5 separate regions of the Homo sapiens genome follow, and regions 2, 3, 4 and 5 are each linked to region 1. The links are chromatin loops, found by intact Hi-C in ENCODE. Cell type or tissue: heart right ventricle. All regions are shown on one strand. Region 1 has its middle 28 kb from the start of MIR30C2. Region 2 has its middle 56 kb from the start of B3GAT2. Region 3 has its middle 44 kb from the start of OGFRL1. Region 4 has its middle 97 kb from the start of OGFRL1. Region 5 holds the start of B3GAT2 (beta-1,3-glucuronyltransferase 2).

What was found. Peaks named below come from ENCODE experiments on the same cell type or tissue, not always from the same donor. Only the 100,000 strongest peaks of a DNase experiment are listed, where the experiment ranks them.
Region 2: it touches region 1 in a loop (3-fold over the local background); 8 of 110 quality-filtered maps call a loop at or near these places.
Region 3: it touches region 1 in a loop (2.5-fold over the local background); 3 of 110 quality-filtered maps call a loop at or near these places.
Region 4: a loop joins it to region 1, with 16 times the contacts of the local background. A loop is called at or near these places in 89 of 110 quality-filtered maps.
Region 5: it touches region 1 in a loop (3-fold over the local background); 4 of 110 quality-filtered maps call a loop at or near these places.

Annotation. Positions count from the first base shown.
Region 1 is chr6:71,347,406-71,351,405 of GRCh38, reverse strand. No RefSeq gene overlaps it. Among named protein-coding and RNA genes, the nearest start is that of MIR30C2, 28 kb to the left of the region's middle. In heart right ventricle, CTCF peaks have their summits at 1,678 and 1,883 (motif pointing right); a DNase peak (open chromatin) is centred at 1,021; H3K4me3 peaks cover 475 bases; H3K27ac peaks cover 1,824 bases.
Region 2 is chr6:71,010,794-71,014,793 of GRCh38, reverse strand. No RefSeq gene overlaps it. Among named protein-coding and RNA genes, the nearest start is that of B3GAT2, 56 kb to the right of the region's middle. In heart right ventricle, CTCF peaks have their summits at 1,555 and 1,756 (motif pointing right); no DNase peak of the experiment used is centred here.
Region 3 is chr6:71,242,697-71,246,696 of GRCh38, reverse strand. No RefSeq gene overlaps it. Among named protein-coding and RNA genes, the nearest start is that of OGFRL1, 44 kb to the left of the region's middle. In heart right ventricle, no CTCF peak of the experiment used is centred here; no DNase peak of the experiment used is centred here.
Region 4 is chr6:71,189,466-71,193,465 of GRCh38, reverse strand. No RefSeq gene overlaps it. Among named protein-coding and RNA genes, the nearest start is that of OGFRL1, 97 kb to the left of the region's middle. In heart right ventricle, a CTCF peak has its summit at 2,484 (motif pointing left); no DNase peak of the experiment used is centred here.
Region 5 is chr6:70,954,431-70,958,430 of GRCh38, reverse strand. B3GAT2 (beta-1,3-glucuronyltransferase 2) reads left to right here and starts at 1,371. Exons shown (of 4, transcript NM_080742.3): 1 at 1,371-2,592. The coding sequence starts at 2,002. It overlaps LOC124901229, which reads right to left and starts at 2,003. Exons shown (of 2, transcript XM_047419611.1): 1 at 1,903-2,003; 2 at 1-1,799. The coding sequence starts at 2,003. The coding sequence ends at 1,073. RefSeq lists an enhancer at 1,596-2,111 and silencers at 2,040-2,169, 2,640-2,779. In heart right ventricle, CTCF peaks have their summits at 2,101 and 2,304 (motif pointing right); DNase peaks (open chromatin) are centred at 1,040, 1,420, 2,320 and 2,707; H3K4me3 peaks cover 2,905 bases; H3K27me3 peaks cover 3,106 bases.

The sequences.
Region 1 (4,000 bases):
AACTCATTGGTCAAGAGGATTTACAGTGTGAATTTGCTGAAGCTTATTGGCCCTACAAGCTCAATAGCTGACAGTGCAGCTGCCCTCAGAGCATGGGGAAAAATACATCAGAAACAAATGGCACTCTAATAAATTGGCCCTCTAACATCTTCCAGATGTGAACATAACATTTTTACTACCAATAGGATTTGAGTGAAGATTATAGTTTAAATTATCAGCCACAATAGTGTGTCCCAATCCCTGGGGCAACCTACCTGAAGGAGAGTTACCTAGTCACCCAGAATTGCTGCCATCCAAGGCCTTTGGCCTTTACATTTACATGGAGGCAGGTCTGAGCTCTGTTCCAGACAGGCTCAACTTAGTGAAGCAGGGTCCAAGCAGTCACCAAGCAGACAGGCTATGCTTCTTTCCTTGTAGAAGAGTTAGGGCGAGGAAAAGCAACTGAAAGTTATTCTTCCCAGGGTTCAGATAAGGCGTTAACTGCCTAATTTACAGGCCCAAGAAGGACCTGCACGTCATGGCAAATTTTGAGTTCTGTAGTTTTTTTAAGTGTGAGCTCCCAACTTTCTAGCATGCACCTCTTGCTTCTGCTTCACACTGCTAAGCCATTTTTCCCTTTTTTGTATGAACTTTTATGGCTCCTTCTACAGATTAATTCTGGCATAACAGAAGAGGCTCAAATGACTGTATTATAAGACTGAGGCTCACCCAACATCAATCTTAGTTACATGAGCTGGATTATTACCAGTGTTAATGTTTATTTGCTTAATTTGCTTGTCTTTGGATGAAAAGAAAATGGGATACCGAAAGCATTATGGAGGGAAAATAGATTTTCGTCTTCTCCCTCTCTATCCTTGAACTACCTAGTACTGTACTTTCAAGTGGCTTATGGAAAGGATTAAAAGTGAAGGGTGAAAAGACAAATAGGAGCTGTTTCTATTGTCAGCCTCTGAAGTTCCATGAACAGGCTGAAAGTTCAATTGAGGTCTATGAAAAAATTAGGAGATGCCAAAAGGCCAGCAGCCAAGATTTGTGTCTTTGTGCAAGAACTGAATAGCTACCAACAAACTAGGAAATTTTTAAAACCTTGCCAATGATGGAAAAGTCCTATGAAAAAGAGAGTGAGAAAGGGTGAAACATTTCTGAAATAATTAGATTTATGAACTCGTAAAAGAGTGTTCTCTACAGATCCTAGGCCTCTACGCATGTAGATAACTGAAATTTTAAGACTAAGAAATGACATTTTTTTTTTAATGATGCTGTTAGTAATAGTGGTTGAAATGACTCAGAGCTAACTTGGATTACTTTAGTGAAGGGAAGTGACGTGCATAATTATTAGTCAAAATTGAAGTTTACAACAAGCAAATATGTAAATTTGTAAGATGATTCTATTTTTAAGTTAATAACATGACATCTAGAGGATTTTTTTCTCAGTAATAAATTTCATTAATTACATTCAGAAAATAGTGATTGGCCCTTCTTAATTTTCTTATGCTTCTGAATATTTAAATTAAAAATATATCTATTTTGGTCATCTTTTTAAAAAAGATACTAGTCAACATAGTGAAAAAATTCTGGCTGTGTAAAATGAATTGAAACAAATGCCAAAAAGTAGAAATGTTTTTTATAAAGTGGAATTTGAATTTTTAAGATTAAAGTGACAAAAATATGATTAAGGCAAATATGTAGGATTTTATTTACTGGTCAATTTATAAAACATGTAAATGCTTCAAAATGCTTAGTCAATAATAATTTTCTTTTTTATAATTAGAATCTTTATCAGAAATGAATTTATTGCTGGTTATTTCTGTAAGGACGACTTTTCTGTTAAATCAAGTATCTTAACAGAAAGTTGGCTGTAATAACAGAGAAGAAACAGTAGAGGGCACTTTAGTTCTCTGACAAAATAATAGCATTTCTATAACCTTATAAAAATCAGTAAAATCGACAATGAGATTTGAACTACCTAGTGAAGGTTAAACAAAAATGTAAAGCAAGTTCCTCTGCTTCGCATAGTCTAACAAAAGATATTTCAGGTAAATTTCAACTTCTTTCCTTAAGCAATTCACATAAATCAATTGGGTACCATATGAAAAACATGTTCTCAGATCTGCAAATTAGTGGATCCAACATTTCAAGAGAATTTCATTTTTAAAAATCACACAATTATTTGGAAATTGCCTGACTTGTTGGATGCAGTTGACTTAAGTCAATAAATTCTCATTATCCAGGATTTTTAAGAGGCAAATTGAGTACTCTAAATATGTAAGAATTAGCAGTACATAATTGTATATTTCTTGGTCTTAGACATGTTTCTTATTCATAATTTCCTCTAAAATCATCTTTATCATCATTGCCATCACCATCATAATCATCATTTCAAGGCATAGTTGCCACTTTCAAGTATGTTCCACTCTATAATAATTGAATAAAACAATAAATACATGAAAAAGCAAACAATGGAAAAGACATTGCACAGTTAAATCTAAATTGTGTAGTTTAGTTTGTAAATGAACTCAGGCGAATCATTAAAATTCTCTGGGCCTCAGTTTTTACATTTTATAAATGAGATTCCATACTTGACGATGAGACTCTACAACACTGTCATCCATTCTTACTTTGTATATTGTTCTGTCAAATTTGGTCATCTGTGTCCTAGTTCTCAACAGATTTATGGTGTTTCTTAACCTTTTAGAGTTTAAAGACCTACTGGAAAATCTTATAAAATATATGGAGCTTATACCCCTAAAAAATGCTGTAATGTATACCTTACTCAAAATGAGCATTCATTTCAGGAAGTTCGAGGACCTTCAGAAATCAATCCATGGGCTCCACAAGCACTGTATCAAGAGGCATTCGAGACCAGTCTGGGCTAGAGGGTGAGACCCTGTCTTTATGAAAAAAGAAAAAGAGAGAGAAAAATGAATATTTGATAGAGGCACAAATCATGCAGTTCCCACATATTTGGGGGTTATTCCTAGAAATTTCGTGTGCTGTTGTTGGGTAAAGATAGGCAATGAGGATGGAGAGGGAGGTAGGCCATATCCAGCAATTTTGGACTTTATGAAACAAGAGGAAGTAAACTGGAGTGTTTAAACATAAAGGTGGCCAATATGCATTTTGGACAGCAAAATCAGAAAGTAGAATGTGAAATAACTGGAGAAGAAAGACAGGAAGTGGGGAAAACATCAGTTTGTCAGCACAATAATCTGGGTTGGAAATAGTGAGAGCCTATTTTAAAACCTCTCCAACATTAAGGATGTTCCCTTTTCTAAGATAGGCCTACTTTGATTCTGTATAAAAAATAATAAGACAAAGTTTTCAAGCACTAAGGGACACTTTGAAATTAGCCAAACGTTTGTTCTGTAATTCCTTTTGTTTTTTACTCAAGGCAACAGTTAGATGTTAGCAACCTTGCTTTTGTACCCTTTTGTCTACATAGGGTATATCAAAAGCTTAAGCAGCCTAGGAGCCACTGAGGAGATGTGGCAACTCCTCCTGAATAGGAAGATATGGAGGGCTTTGCTCACCATGCACATCCAAGTTCAGTGACAGGTGTTCTAACTACTTTTATTACCTCCCTTGGGGCAACAAGGGTGGCAGAAATGATTGACCACTCATATTGTCATTTAAGGCTGGACCCAGGTGGAAATGCCTCTCCATTCTCTAGTAGCCAGATTAAAATGAGCAAGCAAAATTTCTGGATAGGGAGGTTTATCACAGGATTTTAGTGAAAATTAAATGCAACATATATAACTTTATGTATAGATTGTCTTCTAGGAAATTTGTAGACAGATCCTGTTACTGCCTTACATTACCAAGTCCATTTGTTTTCTATAAGAGAGGGAAAATATCATTAATTTGATGGCTAGGATGAGATAGAGATGTCCTCATTCTATTAAGGGAAATTTAACTAGGAGCCTCCAAAAATAAAGCCAGAAATAAGGCAAGGTCAATGGAGTTGGAGAAAATAGATTAGATTTGAGCATTAGTTTGTTGA
Region 2 (4,000 bases), 340 kb after region 1:
AGGAAGCTTGTCTTACTCATCTTAGTTACTTCAGTGTCTGAAACATAGAAGTCTATCAATCGCTCTGCAAATCAAATCCGAAATAAATAAGTTGGGGAAGGGGCTGTGATGGGGAGATATTGGTCAAAGAATACAAAATTTCAGTTGGGATGAATAAATTCTGGAGATCTATTGTACAGTATGGTGACTATAAACAATAATAACATATACTTTTAAAAATATTATATACTTGAAAACTGCTGAGAGATTATCTTAAATGTTCTCACCACAAAACATAACTCCGTGAGATAATATATATGTGAATTAGCTTGATCAATCATTTCACAACATACACATATTTCAAAACATTACATTGTACATTGTAAATATATACAAGTTTTATTTGTCAATTATACCTCACTAAAGCTGGGAAATTTTTTAAATAAATTTTTTACCTAAAATTGAAGAACTCCTGTTATCATACTCCTGGCTTTTTACAGTCCTATCTATAACATTAAAATTTTTTAAACTATAGTTTTTCCTCATGTCCCTTCCCTAACTTGCCAGATTCTCCAGATGTCAATCCTTCCAGAGTTGGATGGTTCTTGTCCCCACAGAACAGAGTGTGAAATCCCAATAATCAACCCAGCATGGCAGGCAGCCTCCAACACCAGTTTTTCTTCCTTTGACAATGGACCCTGTGCAGCAAGCTTTTAGGAACCAGCTTTAGTCCAAGTGCCTGAAGCACTTTATACTCATTCATCTGAAATTGCTGGTTATAGGACAATTTCACAGACACAGACACACACACACACACACACACACACACCCCTTGTTGAAGGCCCAAGTAAATATTTAGCATTATCAATAAGGATAATCCCATTAAAGTGAAATAAGAGAAAAATGTTAATGGCTAAACTGAATATATTTGGTTATTGTTTCTCTTTTGAGAAATATATCTCGTGCCATAATGGTATTTTAGTGTAACTCTAAAGTGTGTTTATACAAAATTAGAGAAACTTTGGTTCCACTTTGTGGCAGCACCATAATGTCTATGTCACATGATGCCAACTATTAAATATTAATACAAAGGCAGGGATTTAATGTCTGTTTCCCCTAGAGGAGTGCCTGGTACGAGGTAGGCTGTTGATAATATTTGTTGATTATTGATTTTTTTATTGGTCCTAATAACTGAATTTTTAGTTAAGCCAAAAAATGCACACAGTATAAATATACAGTTTTCACATTATTTTTGTCTAAAAGGAGCTAATGACTAGCTCCATTTTGAACTACAAAATGCAAATTAGTTTCATGTTTTGTTTAAAATTCCTCAGTCTCCTCTAGCTGTCCCTCTGGAGAGTTCAGGTTCTTCCCATCATTTAATGATCTGTTTACTGAAGCCAAGGGCAGAGTTGCTAGTGGTTAACTTCCCAAAACACTGGTTGTTAATAGTAACAGCTGATACGCTGTTGTCTGGCTGCAGCTGTGCTGGGAAATCAATAGTTCTTTGTTGATTAATAACTGATTTCTCCACTGATCAAAATGCACAGATCAATGCACTGCTCCATCTGGTTGCAGCCTCCACCCCCGCTTCCTCCCCAAATAATGGATGCCTCAGCCAAACTGTAGCACCCATTCCTGCCATCCAATTCATGTTTCATTCTGCTCAGAATATGACTGGGATACCCTACGATGAACAAGAAGGTTGGGCCATACCCGAAATTTGGCTTTCAAATTTTATAGCCAGTTATCTGTGCACTACCCCTGCTTCCTGTCCACTAGATGGTGCTACAGACCTGTGTTTGTAACAGTTCACTAGGCTTTGAGAAAGATTGAAAACTGTAGACAGGTGAAATGCTGTGGAATGTTTAAAATCTATGAACGTTAATTCTTTAAACATTCTGGTCTGTGCATGTGTCTTGGCAGGCACTTTAATAAAAAGTCCATCTAAATGAATGGAAATTCACAACTTGCCCATTTATTTATTACACCTGGCAGCCTGGGGCATACACAATTTCAGGGCAAGCACCTCCTGGCACCTCTGTAAACAATATAAAGCAGCTGTTTACTCAGTGCATAACAATTAATGTGCTCCCTAAAGGGTAGAATTTATGACACTGAATACATAAGAGAATGCTTTGTGATCTCCCAAGACACTGCTCAGTAAAATCAGTGGGTTGTCATATCTCAGGTTCATTAATTGCTCTACGGATCCTAATACCCGGTAGAGAAATCAGAGTAGGAATTTAGCCAGTGAGCTTTTGTGTTTCCAGTAATCACCTTTCAGTCAAGATTGAGGGTCAAATTCATGGAGGAATCCAGTTTTTCAAGGAAACCTTGGCTTTTTTTTTTTTTTTTTTTAACTATGAAAGAACTTCCCTTCTGGTTATTTCTATACCAGTTCTACTGCTGGGGGGATGGGGAGCTAGTAGTAAATATGGCTCATTTGGAAAGTGATCTGAATCCTCTTTTGTAAAAAGGCTAATTTTGTTGTTCTATTGTGTTCTTTCCCTTTGTGGCACTGAAGACCTCTCAGCAATAACATAAATCAAGCAGATTTGGCTTGGAGGCAGCCATCAGCTTCCTGTCCTTGTGACAAAATGGACTTAACCTCATTTGCAATCGACCACCCCCTTTTCACTGATTTTGAATTGTTTGGTTAACTCACTTTGGGAAGGAGTATCAATAATTCAGCATTAGCCAGTTGGCATGTCACCCTGACAGATGGAAACAGCTACAGTGCTATTGATTCAGTTACTCCCTCTCAGGGGGCAGTGGTGAGATTCCACCCACCCTCACTCCCCCATCTCCTGTCTATGGGATTAGTGAGAGAATAGCAAATGGTTCCAACACAGTCACTAAACCCTGTCCAAGACCTCCTGACTACAGCCAAATATGCAAATTTCCCAGGATGTTTTCACATCAGAAAAAAAATGAAGAAGCAAGAGCAAAGGGGGCTGAACAAGGCACCGGAGAAGAGAACTGAGCACCTGGGGGTCAGCAAGAGGTGACCCAGAAAAAAAGCCAAGCCAGGGACCAGCCCCCCTGCTCCTGATTCAGCCCCCCTCCCAGACACATCAGCAAAGGACGGGAGGGAGAAGGAAGCGTGTGTGTCTGTGTGTGTGTGTGTGTGTGTGTGTGTGTGTGCATAAAACAGAGAAAGAGAAGGGGACAGAGACAGGCAGATAGATAGAAAAAGAAGAAAGAGATGGTAAAATTGTGGAGGTTTGGTTGTATACCATGTTTGTTTGGGACTGTGTAATTGTTGGCTTCCCTATTCCTCAGGTTTGTCAGCGGCTGTCACTAAGCACAGTTTAGGAAGGTGAGGGACGGTCAATAGTGATCTAGTCTGGTATTACATAGCTTATGGTTAAAGGCCTTAGTCAAGGAATGCACAACAAAAATGTTTGCTTTGTGTCTATAGTTGAAATAAACCTGTTTTATGTTTATGCTGTCTTTGGATTCATAAAAATTTAGAATTCCATAAAGACTTTGGAGTCTTTATGGAATTAGGACATACAAATTAGGACATCAGTAAGATGGCCAACTAGAAGCTCCTAGCACTCTTCCACACACACAAAACAGAACAAAACAATGAATAAATAACTACATTTTGACTAAAATAGCTAAAAGAGAGCACTAGGGAATAGGAAAAATCCAGCAGGAATCCTATAGAGCTCAGAAACCCAAGATGGCCACATAGAAAATGGAAGAAAATACCTCGCCTCCACCACTCCATCCCCACAGTTGAGATCAGCTTGGAACCAGGAGGGACTTTTCCTTGCAGGGAAAAGGTGAGCAAGAGGATCCCAGCACCCCCATCACCATCTCGGCTACCTGCAGTCTTCACTACTGGAGACTCCTACAGTCCTCACAGGTTCTGAGCCCAGCTGAGACAGTTCCCTGGAGTCCATATGCTGAGCTAACCTTAGAGGAGCCTATACTGCATGCCTCCACTAGCCTGTACTGCTACTTCTCTGCACCACTGTGGAACAGAAGCAATGTTAGAGTGAGCTCTGCT
Region 3 (4,000 bases), 100 kb after region 1:
CCCAATGAAATGGAAAATTAACAAAAATAGAAAAAATATAATTTATTTTCATAATTTAATGTATTTGCATCATATCTTATCAAAAAGTATTTGAGGTGAATTATTGAAAGAGAAGATGTTTATTATAAGATTAATAAAACAGAACCAAAAGAGGAAGGGGCAGCATATGGCAACCATAAACATCAGCAGAGCGGCTGTGTGTGAGCAGATACCCTAGAGCTTCCTCCTAGCCCTGATGAAGAGGGAAACTTTTTAAATCATAAAACATTCATTAAATATCATTACCTGAAATTAGGGTACCCACAAAATATTTGTCAGAATAAATTTTCCTGGTGAGAAACAGCTCCTGGGTGACAATAGGAGTAAGATTTAACCAATAATAACCTCAATATTTGTTTCACAGCAAATAGAGAAATTAAATTTGCATAGCTAATTCTGAAAACAACCTAAGATAAAAACTCATGGCTAACAATTGAAAAAACGTATCTACAAAAGCAATGACAAAAAAGTCATTCTCTAAATGTGTAGTCTGACTTGATCCAAGGACATTGATTCATAGTGATACAGGAGGCGGGTAGGGAAGTGCTAAGCAGAGAAAGGCGGGGTCCCTGGGGAGGGCTCCCTCGGGCCTGTGCCCATGGACCTAAGTGAGGACAAGCATTTCTGTTTCCGTGCCCATAAAGTTGCCTTTTGGCCTGCCACACCCCCAATCCTGTGCCCATAAAAACCCGAGAGACCGTAGCGGGCACAGACACAAATGGCTGGTCGTCAAGAGGAGCAGAAAAGCAAACACACAGACACCAGCAGACATCGGCAGGCCATCGGTGGCGGGACAAGGCAGAATTCAGCTGGGGTGGTTAGAGGAGAGTCCCGCTGCTGGGTGGCCCGGCTGCTGGGTGGCCCGACTCCAGGGGGAGACCAACTTCCCAACCCATCCTCCTTCTGGCTCCCCATCCACCTCGCTGAGAGCAACCTCCACCACTCAATAAAACTTTGCACCCATCCTCCAAGCCCACATGTGATCCGATTTTTCTGGTACACTAGGGCAAGAACCGGGGATACAGAAGGCCCTGTGTCCTTTCGATAAGGCAGAGGGTCTAGTTGCGCTGATCAACACAAGCCAACTACAGACCGCAAAACGGAAAGAGCGCACTGTAACACACGCCCACTGGGGCTTCGCGAGCTGGAAACACTCACCCTAGATGCTGCCATGGGGTCGAAGCCCAAAAACGCTCCCCGTGACCTGCCCGTCTGCATGCTTCCCCTAGTGGTTTGAGCAGCGGAGCACCAAAGAAGCGAGCCACACCCCTGGCGCACACCCGGCGAGGGGGATAAAGGAACACTCCTCCCATTTCAATATTTAATAAGCACTTATGCTGGGTACTGGGACATGTTTGTGAACAAAATATCCATGATCCCTGCCCTCATGGAGCTTACATTCTGGTAAAGGAGTCAGAACATAAAGTAAAAAAGATATAGAAATAAAATTACCGCAAATTATGATAAGAGCTATGAAGAATATTAACACTGCTATCAGGAGTTAAAGGGGCTGGAGGGTGGTTTCCTTGTGTAGATTCGGTATCAGGAAAGGCCTCTTTGAGATGACATTAGGAGTATCTGGAGTATTGAATAGACCCACGACACAAGATAATCTTTCCCAGCTAACCTCTCTGCCAGGCTTTCAACATGCACCATTTAAACAGTGTCTGTAAAACTATGCACTCTAGGCAAATTACCTGGAGTGCAGGTATTCTGTACGAGAATTAAGAAAATGTCATGAATTTTAGAAACCAAGAAGCTGGTTTTAAAATTAACAAGTCTAAGCAACATTTTAGCTCAAATGCAAGCTAGAGATGGTACTGAATAAATAGTGGGGTTTAGAGAAGACAGCCATAAAATATGAAAGAAATACAGACATGGGTTTCAGGTGTTGTTTTAAATTCGAATTGTGTTAACAACAAGTTTAGTGAGTCCAAGTCTTCCTTCCATACTCAGAGGGTCCTCTGGATCTCTGAAGTGACTCCGAGCCACCATGCCCTGGGCAGCTCCATTCTCACAAGCCCCTAGACTACACTAAAAGGGTCCTGCCTACCATGCAAGATTGAGGGATATCTCAATCCTTCTCATATGAGCAGCTAAACGAGTCTCTTTAATTTAATCATCCAATATTGTACTATGTTTAAAAATTAGTTTCTTTTGGGTGGAAAATTCTGTTTGCATAAAAAATTAAGTGAAAACAAATATACAATGAAAAATAATTCTCCTTCTGACTTCAGTCTCAAAATCTCTAACCTCCGTCTCCAAAAGCTGCCAATGGTAAACAGTTTCTTGTGTATAATTCAAGATATGCTTAATGTACACACAAGCAATGATACTTGTATTACACCCATGCACCCTGCCACTGTCCCCCCAACACAATGTAAACCCTAATAGCGGGAATAGTACATATATATCCCATGTCACCTTTCCTCTCATTTAGCAAAATATCTTGGAGGTTATACACTGCATTTTATAGATCTTAGTTTGATTAAGATCTTCCAGTTGATGCTTCTGTTTGTGCCCCCACTCTTTGCTGTTATTAACAGTGCTAAAATGAACATTCTATATAAGTATTTTTGTGCCCATGTGTGAGCATATCTGGAGGAAAAATTCCTTATTTTAGTATTATTTTTTAATTTCAATAGGTTTTGGGGGGACAGGTGGTGTTTGGTTACGTAAATAAGTTCTTTATTGGAGGTTTCTGAGATTTTGGTGCACCCATCACCAAAGCAGTGCACACTGTACCCAATATGTAGTCTTTTATCCCTCACCATACCCCATCCTTTGCCCGGAGTCCCCAAAGTCCAATGCATCATTCTTACACCTTTGCATCATCATAGCTTAGCTGCCACATATCAGGGAGAACATACAATGTTTGGTTTTCCATTCTTGAGTTACTTCCCTTAGAATAATAGTTTCCAATTCCATCCAGGTTGCTGTGAATACCATTATTTTGTTCCTTTTAATGGCTGAGTAGTATTCCATGGTGTGTGTATATGTGTGTATATATATATATATATATATATATATATATATATATATACATATATACATACCACATTTTCTTTATCCACTTGATTGATGGGTATTTGGACTGGTTCCATATTTTTGCAGTTGCAAATTGTGCTGCTATAAACATGTGTGTGCAAGTATCTTTTTTGTACAATGACTTCTTTTCCTCTGGGTAGATACCCAGGAATGGGAGTGCTGGATCAAATGGTACTTCTGCTTTTAGTTCTTTAAGGAATATCCATACTGTTTTCCATAGTGGTTGTACTAGTTTACATTCCCACCAACAGTGTAAAAGTGTTCCCTTTTCACCACATCCCAGCCAACAACTATTTTTTTTTTGATTTTTTGATTATAGCCATTCTTGCAAGAGTAAGGTGGTATCTCACTGTGGTTTTGATTTGCATTTTGCAGGTAATTAGTAATGCTGAGCGATTTTTAATATACTTGTTGGCCATTTGTATATCTTCTTTTGAGAATTGTCTTTTCATGTCCTTAGCCCACTTTTTGATGGGGTTGTTTGTTTTTTTCTTGCTGATTTGTTTGAGTTCATTGTAGATTCTGGATATTAGTCCTTTGTCAGATGTATAGATTGCAAAAATTTTCTCCTACTCTGTGGGTTGTCTGTTTACTCTGCTGATTATTGCTGTTGCTGTGCAGAAGCTTTTTAGTTTAATGAAGGCCCATCTATTTATGTTTGTTTTTGTTACATTTGCTTTTGGTTCTTGGTCATGAAGTCTTTCTCTAAGCCAATGTCTGAAAGGATTTTTTCAATGTTATCTTCTAGAATCTTTATGGTTTCAGGTCTTAGATTTAAGTCTTTGATCCATCTTGAATTGATTTTTGTATAGGGTGACAGATGAGGATCCAGTTTTGTTCTTCTACATGCAGCTTGCCAATTATCCCAGGACCATTTGTTGAATAGGGTGTCCCTTCCCACTGTATATTTCTG
Region 4 (4,000 bases), 160 kb after region 1:
TTTGTGTTTATTGGTGCATTATAAAGGATATTACAAATAATACAGATAAACAGCTAGATGGAAGAGATGCAGAGGTCAAGGTATGCAGGAAAAGGCAGGAAGCTTCTACGGCCTCTTGGGGCATGCCACCCTCCATGTCAGCAACCTGGAAGCTCCCCAAACTCCATGCTTCAGGAAAGTTTATGAAGGCTTCATTACATAGGCATGATTGATTATTAATTCAGTCTTCAGCCTCTCTCCTCTTCTGGGAGGATGAAAGGTGAGGCTAAAAGTTCCAGACTTTTAATCATGGCTTAGTCTTTCTGGTGACCAGCTCCCATTCAGGAGGCCACCAAGAGTCACCTTATTAGAACTCCTATCATCTAGGACATTCCAGAGGATTCAGGAGCTCTGTGTCAGGTGCTGCTGTCACTCAGGAAATTACAAAGGTCTTGGGAGCTCTGCGTTAGGAACCAGGTCAAAGAACAAATATTAGAACAAAAGATTCTCCTAGCACCCAGAAAATTCCAAAGGGTTACAAGTTCTGTGTCAGGAACCAGGTCAAAGACAAAATATTAGAACAAAGATGAACCTAGCTCCCTGATTACTCGGGAAATTACAAGGATTTTTGGAGCTCTGTGTCAGGAACTGGGGATAGAGATCAAATATATATATTTTTATTATGGTACAATTTCCTATTCCTTTAATAATAATTATGTATTTATCATTATAACTATTATTATTTCCTATAGAACGTACCTCTCTATCAGAACTTAGTCCTTTATATCTATTGATAATTCTATATAATTATATGCATGGTAAAATATATAAACAATAATTATATGACAATGATTATTTAATATATACAACTATATATGTAAATATCACTCATTTATTTAAAGATAAAATACCTCGTATGTTCACACTATAATTCAAATTCAGATTTCAATGTTACTTAAACTCTTCTACCTTATGTTCAAATCTCTTTTTGTCTTCAGCAAGAATCCTGGGTTGCAAGGACAATGGGGATGATTGAATGTTTTGTCCATGTCACACAAAACATTCTCAAAATAACACTATCAAAACTACTACCAGTATAATTACTGAAAAACTGTTTCAAATGTTTTTACATGATATTCTCATTCTCTCCTTGTTTTCTTTTAATTATGCTGTATCTATATTGTCAGAGCATAGAGCCATTACCACACTCTGTTCTTATGTCCTTCCTTTGTTCTTCACGTAAATATATGCTCAACGCCCACCATCCATCTTTATGTCAATATTTCTCTAGTAATTTTGGTTGTCTGAAGCTACTGTATACCCAAGGAAGGATTCACAGAAGCAGTATTTTTCAGTTCTGGCTTCCAGGTGACAGCTTGCTCCCTTTATACTTAAAAAAAAGTGTGGTTGAATATAAAATCTTGGGCTTACTGTTTCTTTCCCTTCAACATTTTAAATGTGTTACTCTGTTTTCTTCTGGTAGGAGAAATTGTTATTGAAAAGCATGATAACAATTCCTTTTTCTTTCCTTCATAAGTCACTTGGTCTATGGCTCAGATATTTGTTCTGGGTCAACTTTTCCAGGTATACAATGTGCTCCTTCAATACGTAACTTCACATTTTTTCATCTGATCAAAGTTTTGGTGCATTATAATCAGGTGCTTCTTCTAACTTGTTTTGATTTTTCATTCATGGATTCCTAATTTTTATATAGATACGTCAGATCTTCTCTGCCTGTCTTCTGAATTGATCATGTTCTTACTAACACTTTTCATCTCTTCCTTCATTTCCTTTTTCATTCCTTTCACTTTTTAATTGTGACAAAACACACATAACATAAAATTTACCATCGTAACCATTTTGAAGTGCACAGTCAGTGACATTAAGCACATTCACATTGTTGTGCAGTCAGCACCACCATCCATCTCCAGAACTCTTCGCATCTTGCAAAACTGAAATTTATACCCATCAAACAATGACTCTCCATTCCCGTCTCTCCCACCTAAGTCCCTGGCACCTTCATTTTTTTTTTTTTATATATTTAAAAATTTCCTTCTTTTCGTTTTCTATTTATTGTGAGTCATTACCAGTTGAGTCTATTTGCTCTTGTGTTATACTTCTAGTTAGACAATTTCTGAAATGAATGTTTAATTTTATGTTTAATTCTTTATTGATTTCTACCACTTTATTTCTAAGTTTTCTTTATTCTGGTTTATCTTTCAGATCTTCTTTCTGTTAGCTGTTTAAAAAATATAAATTATAGTTTTCTTTTTTTTTGTGTGAGAACATCTTTCTGGCATATCTTTATTATCTATAGAAATTCTACTCATTTTTTTCTCCCTGCCCTGTAATAAATTTGAATGTGATTTTAGCTCATTCTTTTCTGATGCTCATTTTTACACCAAATTAGATTTTCTGAAGTTTTAGAAAGGAAGCTTGGCTTGGAATCATTTTGGGTTCTTTACATTTAATGTCTCTCGACCACCCTCTTCTGGTTGTTTTTATAAAATGTCCAACGATATAAATACTTAAATTCTAAGATTTTCTGATTCTATTCTCCCTTACCACTTTTATCTGGACCTTATATTTCCTTGGTGTCTAGTGTCCCCGACCTGCTCATCTTAGATTCTCTTAACAATTTATTCTCAGTTTGGATCATAGCTTTGTCTTGGAGGAACCTTTGCTGGGTAACTTTGAGAGTGAAGGGACCTCAGAATATTCAATCTCCTTAGTCTTACCACGGACAGTTTTGGACCATGAAAGCCCCTCCTAGTTTCAGTTACTGTTTTCAATTTGGATCACTGAGTTTTCCAGATAAATGCTTGTTGGCTTCCTCGAAGTCAAGTTTGTCAGAGATCCCATTGCTTCCTCTTGGATAGATGCTGACACCAAGTAAATCTTTTAGCTATTGCTGATTGCTTTGCCCAGCTAATTTTTGTATTTTTAGTAGAGATGGGGTTTCACCATGTTGACCAGGCTGGTCTCAAACTCCTGACCTCAAGTGATCTGCCCACCTCTGCCTCCCAAAGTGCTGGGATAACAGGTGTCCTTTACAATTTTGACGCTCTTTGCTCTAACGTTACAAAGTGCCTAAAGAAAATGATACCTCTAACTTTTAAATTTGTTGCTCAAATAGTTATTAAACCTTTCCTATGTACAAGATATATTGAGCTGGAAACTAGAAAGCTCTGCTCTGAGATCTGGTGAAGTTGGCAGTGGCTTCTCCCAAATTCCCTCATAGAACACACAGAACAACTAAGATTACAAAAATAATTATGGGGCACAGACAACCTCCACAAAACTAGGGACCAGATATCCCCACAAATCCCAAATTATGAGCAACACTACACTACACTACAGCCTGGGCAACAGAGCCAGACCCTATCTCAAAAGAAAAACTTTGTAAAGGGGGCGAAGTTAATTCTTGTTATCAATCCACCAACTTTCCTGACAGCCAGCTCCTCCTTCTGTGCTTCTGGTGGGTGGCTCTCCTTTCTCTTATCTTCTCTCTTTTTTTTTTTTTTTCCTGTGAGACAGAGTCTTGCTCTGTCACCCAGACTGGAGTGCAATGGCAAAATTTCGGCTCACTGCAATCTCCTCCTCCCGGGTTCAAGCGATTCTCCTGCCTCAGCCTCCTGAGCAGCTGGGACTACAGGTGCACACCACCACACCCGGCTAATTTTTGTATTTTTAGTAGAGAAGGGGTTTCACCATGTTGGCCAGGATGGTCTTGATCTCTTGACTTCCTGATCCACCCTCTTCGTCCTCCCAAAGTACTGGGATTACAGGCATGAGCCACCACACCCAGCCCTTATCTCTTTTTTCTTTCCTCCTGAGGCATATTCCCTTCCTGCCCTCCTCGACCTATTTATACATTATACAATTTATACATTTATACATTTTGCTAATGTTTGCTTAAGATTTTTTTCTAAATTCATAAATTAGATTTTCCTTTCTCAAACTGTCCTTGGTTTGGTATAAAGATTATGCTGAAGTCTTATGATGATTTGTCAAATGTCCT
Region 5 (4,000 bases), 390 kb after region 1:
TGGGAGAAGAGGAGCTGTCAGAAAAGCTGGAGAGCCATTCGCCCCAGAGCTCTCAGTTGCACCAGAACGCACAGTCGGAGAGAGATTTATTTGTGAACAAGCCCGAGAAAGGCAGACAACCCAGACAAGATGGGCTCAGAAATTATTTATCATAGGCTAGGGCAGAACAGTCTGGAGCTTTCCTTCTGCTTTGCAAGCACTTCCCTGGGACCTGCCTGGGAAGCACAGCCCTTCTTCCTGGTAAGTTACAGAAGGTCAGGCACTCAGCTAGTAGGCCAGCTAGACAGCAAAAAGTGTCTAAACTAAGTGCCAACTGTTTACTTGGGGTCTTCCAGACCCTATCATGGTTCTATTCGTCATGGTACACTCTGTTTGATTTCAATCGCACCATCTTTATATGTAGGAAGGCCAAACCGGCCCGGCTGTGTTGGGTGGGATTTCTGCAGGCCATGCAGTGAGGACGCCACTAGCTATAGACACACGCAGGAGACCCACGTTCTATTTCCATATGCCACTTGCCACTGACCTCAGAGAAATCATTTTAAACCCTGAACCTCAGCTTCCTTATCCTGAAAATGAAGGCCATTCTACTTCTTAGGCCTTCTTGACAGGAGCCTTGGGAGAGCCAAACGGAGTAATTCCGGTGACAGCGAAGAACTGGGAGGGACCGTGACTCCAAATTACTGAAGAAAAATAAGTTAAACATGCTCGGCTGGAGTTTTAGGAATTCCACCCGCCCCCACCCGCCATGATCAAACTGCAGTCAGGCAGCAGCCCTCCGAATTGATTCTTTCTTATGGACTGTCTCACATGCCAAACACCTATGTGCAGCACCCCTCCATCTCCGTGGGCTCCTATTGATGTCTGCCTTGCAGTGAAAGCGCTTTTTGTTGCCGCTGTTCGATACACCCCAGCACATCAACGCAGCAGCTGGGAGCAGGAGGAGGAATCCCTTCGCTTTCTCCCCTCCTTTCACTCCGAACCCTAGGCATCAGCAGCAACGCGCGTAGCCCGGCAAATTTCCGCACGTGAATGGATTTTCCTGGCTCATCTCCAAAGACCTTGCGGTATTTCACAAAGCTGAAGAGAGGTGAACGAGCATCACCCCCTCCAGGAGGTCGTGCAGCCCCGCGGGGACGCTCCTCCCGCTCCTCCACCCGCGGTGCAGCGGCCGCCTCCCGAGCTTGCTCGCGGGGCCGTTAGCGCCAGACCCGGCGGAGAGCCAAGGGGTCCCTCCGCGCCTCCCTCTCGCAGCCCCTCTCCACCAGTAGCAGCGCTGCTGTCTTCCCACAGGAGGACTTGGGAGGACGCTGGATTCTGCAGCGCCCCCGCCCCCTCGCTTTTTCTTTCTTTCCTTGCTTTGGGATCTTGCTGCTGGATCCGGAGAGGTTCTGAGAAGACAAGAGCAAGGGACTGAGAGCAGGCTTCCGCTGCGGCGCGCGAACACAGCCGGGACACAACCCCCAGCGTCTCCACCCGCTCCTCGCCACCCCGGCGGGAATGTGAGGAAGGAAAGCCCCCAGCGCCGCCGCCCGCCCTCGAAGGCGTCCCAGAGAGCGTCCTGGGGGCCCGCGGCTGGAGCCCTTGTGCCCGCAGCACCGCCGGACTGGAGCGGCGAGGCGCACCGGGTGCCGCTTCTCGGCTTCCACTCTTCAGAAAGAGCGCGGTGGGGATCAGCGCCTTTCCCGCACTCGGCACAACTCCGGGACCGGCGGCGCGCGGCTGGACCGAGTCCCGCTTCCCGCCAGCTCACCTGGAGTCGGGGGCAGCCCCTGCCCGCCCGCCTGCACCCCTTGTCGCTCTAGCTTGCGCGAACCTGCCGCTCCTCCACGCCCAGGTAGTGAGCCCCGCGGCTCCAGGTCTCTGCAGCGCCCTCGGCCCCATGGACAGCGCACCCATCACCACTCCCTAAGTGCTGGCGCCGCCGCTGTCCAAGCTGCGCACTGGGGTCCCTCGGCTCGCCCCTCTCTGGGGTGTCCGAGAGGCCAGGGAGCGTGCACCATGAAGTCCGCGCTTTTCACCCGCTTCTTTATCCTCCTGCCCTGGATCCTAATTGTCATCATCATGCTCGACGTGGACACGCGCAGGCCAGTGCCCCCGCTCACCCCGCGCCCCTACTTCTCTCCCTACGCGGTGGGCCGCGGGGGCGCCCGACTCCCGCTCCGCAGGGGCGGCCCGGCTCACGGGACCCAAAAGCGCAACCAGTCTCGGCCGCAGCCACAGCCGGAGCCGCAGCTGCCCACCATCTATGCCATCACGCCCACCTACAGCCGCCCGGTGCAGAAAGCGGAGCTGACCCGCCTGGCCAACACGTTCCGCCAGGTGGCGCAGCTGCACTGGATCCTGGTGGAGGACGCGGCGGCGCGCAGCGAGCTGGTGAGCCGCTTCCTGGCGCGGGCCGGGCTGCCCAGCACTCACCTGCACGTGCCCACGCCGCGGCGCTACAAGCGGCCCGGGCTGCCGCGCGCCACTGAGCAGCGCAACGCGGGCCTCGCCTGGCTGCGCCAGAGGCACCAGCACCAGCGCGCGCAGCCCGGCGTGCTCTTCTTCGCTGACGACGACAACACCTATAGTCTGGAGCTCTTCCAGGAGGTAAAGGCCAGCCTGCCCCGCTGGGTGGGCGAGGGCGGGAGTGGGCCTCCGGGCCGGCCGGGCTGCAGTCACACGCCCCTTGCACTCCGGGTGCACTTTTGAGTTCTCAGTTCTCCGTGCGCGCATTCGGGGCACCGAGTGGAGCCGCTCCTTGCTGGCACTCCGCAGCCTCCGCTGGCCGTGGGGGTGGAGGGGCTGTGTGTGAGAGGATCACTGTGGCTTAAGGGGCGGGAGTCTGCCCTGGGGCTTTTCTGTGTGGAGATTGTGTCAAGAGAATAGCACAGGTGTGAGGCGCGGGAATGATTTCCAGGGGCCAGGCTCCTGACGACCTGAGGATGGAGCTTAGACCTGCAGGCGCTGGCTGCGATAGGAGATCAGGGAGGGACCTGCACCGTAGCGGGTGGCGGTGGAGGGGTGGGGGTGGTGGGGACGGGTAGGCTAGGTGTTACTCGAGGCTTTTCAGTGCCTACAGGTGTGATTCTCAGTCTAGGACCATATAGGGAGAAAGGTGGAGATAGCCTAGAGAGAAATTTGACTATTGCGGCCCACTGGCACGGAAATGGTTGTTAGAAGAAACACTGACTTCTATGGAGGTCCTTCCTCTCTTTCCCACACCTCACAAAAGTCTTTTCTGACCCTCAAGATTACTTTTTTTTTTTTTTTGCAAGAAAACCCTTTCTGGAAAATAAACTGTTCTGCCCTGTGGTTACGTCTTTTTTGCAGCCCAAGGTAAACATCTGGGCTGCCTGATCCCTTTTCACAACCTTTCTCTAAGGCCTCTTTTTGGCGAGTTAGCCAGGACACATTTGGCGGGGCCTTTTGCGTCTTTCTGGTGCAGCCAGGTCCTGAGTGCATCCGGGCTCCCTGCTGTTGAGATGGCCCATGAGTTCCCTGGGATGGCCACGCGCGCACCGCCCCCCCCCGCCGCCCCCGGCAGGCACAGGGTTAGAACAGGTGTTCTTCCTTGAGGCTGGTATCTTGCGGTGTGTGTGTGTGTAGCCTGCAAATGAGACTGAGTGGCATGGGTTTTCTCAGTTTTCTTCTGTCTACGCAATTACAGCCAAAGAAAATCTTCTTGATTGATTTGACGCCCTGTGAGACTGTTGCCTTCCTCCACCTGAAATTTCTTGACGTCCTGCTTCAGAGACTCCCCCTCAATTCCCCTTCTCCCAAGTAAACTGGACATTGGGAAAATACTATGTGTGAGTTGGACACTGAACTGCTAAAATAATCTGTGTGTCTGGTCATCAGATACCCTAACTGCTTCCCACACTTTCATCCTCATCTCTGGGTTGCTTTCTTAACCCCAGGGCAGAGCTATTCTGTACTCTTCCAGTTTAATTTTTCTGTGTGGCTTTAAAAAAATTTTCTTAAAGGTAATTGCCGCCTTCATTTCTATTCATCCTCT